2 separate regions of the Homo sapiens genome follow, and region 1 is linked to region 2. The links are chromatin contacts, found by POLR2A ChIA-PET in ENCODE. All regions are on one chromosome and are shown on one strand. The core of a region is the stretch at or near the end of the contact, and the rest is flanking DNA. Distances in the headings are between cores, read along the strand shown.

The links. ChIA-PET counts read pairs that join two places held with the same protein, here RNA polymerase II (POLR2A).
Region 1: POLR2A ChIA-PET joins it to region 2 with 33 read pairs in activated T-cell. The contact joins two enhancer-like sites. POLR2A ChIA-PET finds 5 or more read pairs at or near these places in 2 of 52 experiments (activated CD4-positive, alpha-beta T cell and activated T-cell).

Annotation. Positions count from the first base shown.
Region 1 is chr5:36,663,367-36,666,771 of GRCh38, forward strand. All of the region lies in intron 3 of SLC1A3 (solute carrier family 1 member 3), which reads left to right. It overlaps SLC1A3-AS1 (SLC1A3 antisense RNA 1), which reads right to left. Exons shown (of 2, transcript XR_007058736.1): 2 at 2,529-3,405. Among named protein-coding and RNA genes, the nearest start is that of SLC1A3, 58 kb to the left of the region's middle. Within about 2 kb of position 1,530, at least 3 of the 41 ENCODE cell types and tissues checked have a DNase peak (open chromatin) inside an H3K27ac peak, as active enhancers do.
Region 2 is chr5:36,551,080-36,554,620 of GRCh38, forward strand. No RefSeq gene overlaps it. Among named protein-coding and RNA genes, the nearest start is that of SLC1A3, 54 kb to the right of the region's middle. Within about 2 kb of position 2,138, at least 2 of the 41 ENCODE cell types and tissues checked have a DNase peak (open chromatin) inside an H3K27ac peak, as active enhancers do.

The DNA of each region.
Region 1 (3,405 bases), core at 280-2,779, 110 kb after region 2:
CACCACGCCCGGCATTTTTTTTTTTTTTTTTTTTTTTTTGTATTTTTTGTATTTTTAGTAGAGACGGGGTCCCCATGTTGGCCAGGCTGGTCCCGAACTCCTGACCTCAGGTGATCCACCTGCCTCAGCCTCCCAAAGTACTGGGATTATAGGCGTGAGCCACCGCGCCCGGCCCTGCACTTAGTTTTCTTAAGGAACACTAGAGCTTGAAGAAAAAGACGTGTTGACAAGTTTTAAGGGTCAAATTTAAAAATCAGTTTCCCTGATAAAGTATGTGCCATCACACGTGGCAAATCTGTAAGGAACACTTGGTGTTTTCATGTAATGTAATCTTATAAGGCTAAGCTGTGTTATAGGCTAATAAAATGTCATTTGTGATATTATAAACAGCCATAATGAGAAGGAACCTTTGACCAGGGTGAAAACCCGTGTGAAAATGCTTGTGACTGTGAATTCTGCAAAATCGTTCTCCGCTCTTCATGGAGATGGTTTCATTCTCTTCACCAAGAATCACTGATAAAAGTAAATTGCCTTCTTTGCTCAAAATTCCGTGAAGTGAACCTTTCTAAAATGTATTCCCTTGTTACAATGTCCATAAAATTTCTGTTCAAGTGAAATGACCCAATACCCAAGGTCACTATCCTCATTCTGTGGTCTCCACTAGTGAGATGAAGCAAGTTCTTGGGTATGGTGGACAGCCCAAGATCATAGGAAACAAAGATGGTAGGAAGGGAAGACAATAAATAGTTCATGGTTCCTTTTTGTTGCTGTTGTTGTTGTTTTTAGACAGAGTTTCGCTCTTTTTTGCCCAGGCTGGAGTGCAATGGCATGATCTCAGCTCACTGCAACCTCTGCCTCCCAGGTTCGAGGGATTCTCCTGCCTCAGCCTCCCAACTAGCTGGGATTACAGGCGTGCACCACCACACCTAGCTAATTTTGTATTTTTAGTAGAGACAGGGTTTCACTATGTTGGCCAGGCTGGTCTCGAACTCCTGACCTCCAGTGATCCACCCTCCTCGGCCTCCCAAAGTGCTGGAATTACAGGTTTGAGCCACCATGCCCGGCCCATTGGCTCCTTTTTAAAGCCTCTACTATTAACCAAATGGGGGTTTATGCCAGTGTTTACAAACATTTTTTTTTTTACCAGAAACTACAATAATAAATATATTTTGTATTGCAACCTGGCACTCACACACATACACACAGAGAGCTGAAAAAAAATTCTCACAAAACAATACTTACCTTTACCACATGTGACACACTGTGATATTTTCTATTCACTTTGATTAATTGATGAAAATACTAGTTATGACCTACTAAATTGACTTCATGAAGGCACACATTTAGACCACAGGCCTCTCTTTCATTCCCTTCTCTGCATTTCTATTTTAATTTACTCATTCATTCACCTGTTAACATATGGACAGATAGAGCTATAGCAGTTACTTCTATAGGCTCATCTGCAAGAGGGAAATATGTTAGCAAAACAGGGAAAATAATACAGGTGTGCCAGAGAGAAGGCAAAGGAAGGGAAAGCAATAGGGTGCCCATTCCATGGTGGTGAGTAATAAGTGGAAGTTTTCCAGCCTCCTGGCCTTCCTGAGCAGCTTAGGGCCACCTTGCCGGGAACTCATTCCCAGCTCTGGAAATGAAACTCCGGGTGCCGCTGGGTTTGCATTGACACTCTTTCCCCACAAGGTTTGTCTCTTGTTGTTCCAGACAGAATGAACCTCATTATTTTGGATTAATTGGGGGAAGATCAACCAAAATTAGTGAGTCAGAATTAAAGAGTGTTTTAAACAAAAGCAACTTTAGAATTTGTAATTCATATAGTAACCCAATCTAAGTGTTAGAAAAAAAAAAAAAGCATGTGGCCTCTATCCAGCATAGCAACAAAAACACTAATAAGAATGGCTGGTTATTCAAAAAAATGATTATTGAGCCCCTCTATGTGCAGACACTATGCTAGGCACTGAGGCCACTGCAATGAATAAAACAGATGGTCCCGCTCTCTTGGCACTAAAATTCTGGTAGCAGGAGACACAGAATGAACAAAACTGTCCTTTATCAAGGACCTACTTTGTACCCTGTAAATATGTTTTCTCTAATCTTGCAATGTAGATATTGTTAGTGTATTTTCTACATCAGAAGTAAGGCTTAGAGGTGAAATAATGCTTTGTGAACAGCTTGTTTATTATGTACCTGTTTAATAAGTAATAATAACACCTAACATTTGTTGAATGCTTACCACGTGCTGAACACTACTTTAAGTGCTTTCTATATGGAAGCCCCTTTAATGCCAGTGAAAACCCTATGAGGGAGCTTCTATTTTTCACATTCCACAGAGGAGGAAACTGAGGCTTGGAGAAGCCACATGGTACCAGAGCCAAAAGTAGAATCCAGGTATTCTAACGTCAGAGTCTGAACTCTTAACCACTGTGCCACTGTCTCTTAGATTACATTCCGAGGCTATCACTGGCTTACTAACTGTGATGCAAAATTGTGACATAATCATTCTTTACCAACAATTTGGAATCTAACTTTTAATGATTTGTCTTCGGTTCCAGAACCCTTAGAATCATAGCACTTTGCAGTGTTTTTACAAGCTAGTCTATAAAGGGGCCAGAAGAAAATATTTTTGCACAGAAAAACAATATAGTTCTAGAGAGAGATTTGAAGTGACTTTCTTTGTGCTCCCTCCCCACCCCTCACTGCCTTTCCTGGGTGAGTTTTTTCACCCTCCTCCTCACTCTCTTCCTAGGATGGCAGTGTACCCTGGACTCAGCAGTGGGCAGCTGCCTAGGACACACGGCCCCATTTTTCAATCTGTAATTATGAAGTATATTGTATTTTTAGAGTTTGATTTTCTTATTAAAAAAACTTATATTCACATGAATATGGTACATATTAGCACTCATCCTTGCTTTCCTTGTAAGTTTGCCCATCTTGAAATTCTAGGAGGGTTGAGAACAGGCGTCTTTCATTAGATGCGTGTATGAGAAACTCATTGTGGAGAAGGGGTACATCTAAAATAAAATAAAAACTGAAACAGAACAATCTTCTTGAATCAGCAGTTGCCATCACTCTTTTCTTTCCTTCTGGACCTGTTCCAGTGGCCCTGGAAGAACAATGAAACATCATGGGGATAAGTGGGAAGACAATTCAAAACAGAAGACTACTTCTCTAGATTTTGTGTTTCAAAACCAGAGATGGGAATTGTTGAGGGGAGTACACTGATACATGTTAATGTCCAAGTCACAGATTTTCAGCAGACAGGAGAATAAAATCCATGCCAATGATGGAAACTTGGGAACTTGGCACATTTTATGTTGTCCTTTAATACTTGACTGAATGTATATTTTATTTATCCAAGAAGTCATATTAATTATTATACCATAAGAGATC
Region 2 (3,541 bases), core at 888-3,387:
TAGCTGGGCATGGTGGCACACTCGTCCCAGCTACTCGGGAGGTTGAGGCAGAATAGCTTGAACCCAGGAGGCAGAGGTTGCGGTGAGCCAAGGTCATGCCACTTCACTCCAGCCTGGGCAGCAGAGCGAGACTCTGTCTCAAAAAAAAAAAAAAAAGAAAGAGAACAAAAGGAGAAGCCATAGACTGGGAGAAACTTTAATGTATCTGTTATATATTATATAACTTGTAACCAGAATATATAAAGAGTTTACAACTCAGTAAGAAGTTTACAACAAAATTTAAAAATGGGCAAAATATTTGAACAGATACTTTGCAAAACTGGATACACAAATGGCCAATACACATATGGAAAGATGCTCAATACTAGCAATCTTCAGAAAAATTAAATTAAAACCACAATGTGATATCAATTCATATCCATTAGTATAATGCTATTAAAACGACTGCCAAAATCAGCTGGGCGTGGTGGCACATGCCTGTAATCCCACTACTCAGGAGACTGAGGCAGGAGAATCTCTTGAACCTGGAAGGCAGAGGTTGTGGTGAGCCGAGATCACGCCATTGTACTTCAGCCTGGGTGACAGAGCGAGACTCCATCTCAAAAAAAAAAAAAAAAAAAAAAAAAAAGACTGTCAATGCCAAGAAGCAACTGAAACTCTTATGCATTGCTGGCAAAGATATAAAAAATACCACTGCTTTGGAAAATAATTTGTCTGTTTCTTCTAAGGTTAGATATAGCCTTACCATGTGACTCAGAAATTCTAAGTATTTTTTCAATAGGAAAAACAGTTGAATGAAAGGACTTGAACATAATAGAAGCTTATTCATAACAGGCAAAAGCTAGAACAACACAAGTGTTTATCAACAGGTGAATGGGTAAATAAGTCATGCTATATTCATACAATGGAATTCTACTCAGCAAATTCAAATTTTAACACTGATACACACAACAACATAGATGAATCTAAAAAACATATCTTGACTGTGGAGGTGGTTACACAGGTGTAAAAAGTGGATGTATTTTATTGTATGTAAATTATACCTTTATAAATTTGCTTTTAAAAATAAGCAAATATCAGACTTTTTAATGGAAAGATCAGGCTGACAATGTCTGAACCTACTGATTTATCTTAACATCACAAAAAGATAAATATTCCGGTAATCAAATATGTTTTTCTCCTGATGTTGCAACCGGCCTTTTTTTTTTTTTTTTTTTTGAGATGGAGTTTTGCTCTTCTTGCCCAGGCTGGAGTGCAACGGAGTGACCTCGGCTCACTGCAACCTCCGCCTCCCGGGTTGAAGTGATTCTCCTGCCTCAGCCTCCTGAGTAGCTGGGATTACAGGCGCCCGCCTTCATGCCCAGCTAATTTTTTGTATTTTTAGTAGAGACAGGGTTGCACCATGTTGACCAGGCTGGTCTGGAACTCCTGACCTCAGGTGATCCACCCGCCTCAGCCTCCCAAAGTGCTGGGATTACAGGTGTGAGTCACCGTGCCCAGCCACAATAGGATATTTTAAATGTCATTTACATAATGTTCTTGCCAGAAAATCAACCCTGAATCTGATAAAGTCTCTAGTTCCAAATACGAGTTTAAAGAAAAGAGACAGAAAAACGTGTTAAACTACTATGAGGTGTACAATCAGCAGAAACCAGAACATAGGAAACTCTAGACGATAAATGAATGACATGTTTTTTTCAACAACTAGATTACAAAGGAAATTAAAACAGTGAGGAAGTCTATAAAAAAAATTGCCTTACCGTGAATCCACTAGTAAAGAGAGCCTGAGGCAAAGCTTATCTCAGGAAATGAGGAGAAAGGGAAATAGAAGAGGAAATAGGTTAATAAAAGAGTGTACATTTCTGACCTGCCCCACTTGGTGCCAAGTGTGCAGTCTTGAGGGACCGTCTTCTGAGACACAATTTGAGCTACTGCATTTCAGGACAGCCTACATAGGAAGAGGACGATGGAGGAATTTATGCACTAGCTCCCATCACCCATTGATCAAAGATTTACCTTTGAGTGTTAACAACCCAAAACTTCCCTGTGCACATTCATGGGTCCCAAAATAACTCACGTCTCGTGGAAAAGGAATTCCCAAGAAGGAATGCAGGAGCCCCATGCCATGGGCATGATGCCTCACCACTGTTGGGTTTTGTTTATGTGAAGGCTGTCACTAAGGCAACTGGAATAAAACAAGTGGCCAAGGGCCTGGGGAAAGGTGAGCTGAGAGGATCTGAAGTGGTGCACCTAAGAGGGGCTTGATACATAGACTTAGGAGACATATTAACCAAACACAAAGTGAGGACCTTGGTTGGATGTTTATTCAAACAAGTTGTAGAAAAACGTCTATGATATAATTGGAAGAAATTGAAAAATTGAAAAATGACTGGATACTTTGTATTAAATAATTAATATTTGGGTTATAGTAACAGTACTATGTTTATTTTAAATACTTATCATTTACAGATATATGCTGAAGAATTTGTGGATGAAGTATTATGATGTCCAGGATTTGCTTCTAAATAATCCATTGGGCAGAGAGGGAGGTAAAGATAACCCAAAGTTGGCCATGTGTTGATAATGATTAAAGCTATACGCTTATCATATGAAATTTGTTATACCCTTTTGTCTACTTCCGTCTGTTTAAAATAATCCACAGTATAATATTTTTTAAAAATAGGGCACTAAGAGCTTTTACATTAAAGGCTCTGGCACGTGGGTGAGATGCCCTTACTTAGGGGAAATAGCAATATGCTAACTTTAAATCTCTTTTCTTGGACTGGTCAGAGTTCCCAGAGAAGATCCTCTCAAATCCCTGCCTGCAGGGTGTATTTGTGGATGCCAGAACTCTGGGAACAAAGGAGAGGCAGACTCAGGGTGGTCTCACCATTCAAAATGCCCAATTTCACTTATCTCCCTGTTTTTAGCATGGCACCTCTACCCTCAACCATGTTTGATATCCATCAGCCTCCTCTGCTCTCCCTCTCCAGAGAATAAACCTCCTATCTTCTCCTGGAAGCAGAACGAGCATTTGCCCAGCTATGCAGATAAGGAAGAATGGATCTCTCAATCTCTAGATCTTCAACCAATCTGTTTTCCCACTTCTAGAGGTGGGAGTGAGCAACGTATTCCCTATTCCAGAGACTTTTGAGGATCCAGCGTCAAAAATCATGCTGCTTCTTAGCATTCCCTAAAGTCAATTTAAAGTTAATGTTCTGGGGACTTTATCCATCTATTTCCTAAGTTCTAAAATGTTGGTGTTGTGTTCGTCTATGCCTTTTTAAAAGAAAAATCAATTTACTGGCATTTTAGTAGAATTTAAAGAAGAAGCAAAACTAAATCAACAGCTTTATAAGGATATAATTCACACACCATCCAACTCATTCAATTAAAGTGTAAGCTCAATGGTTTTTAGTATATTCACAGAGTTGTACAACTATCACCACCACCAATTTTAGAAAATTTTCATCACCCGGGGAAGAAACCTCATACTCATTAGCAGTCACTTCCAATTTCCCTCCAAACTCCAAGCCCTAGG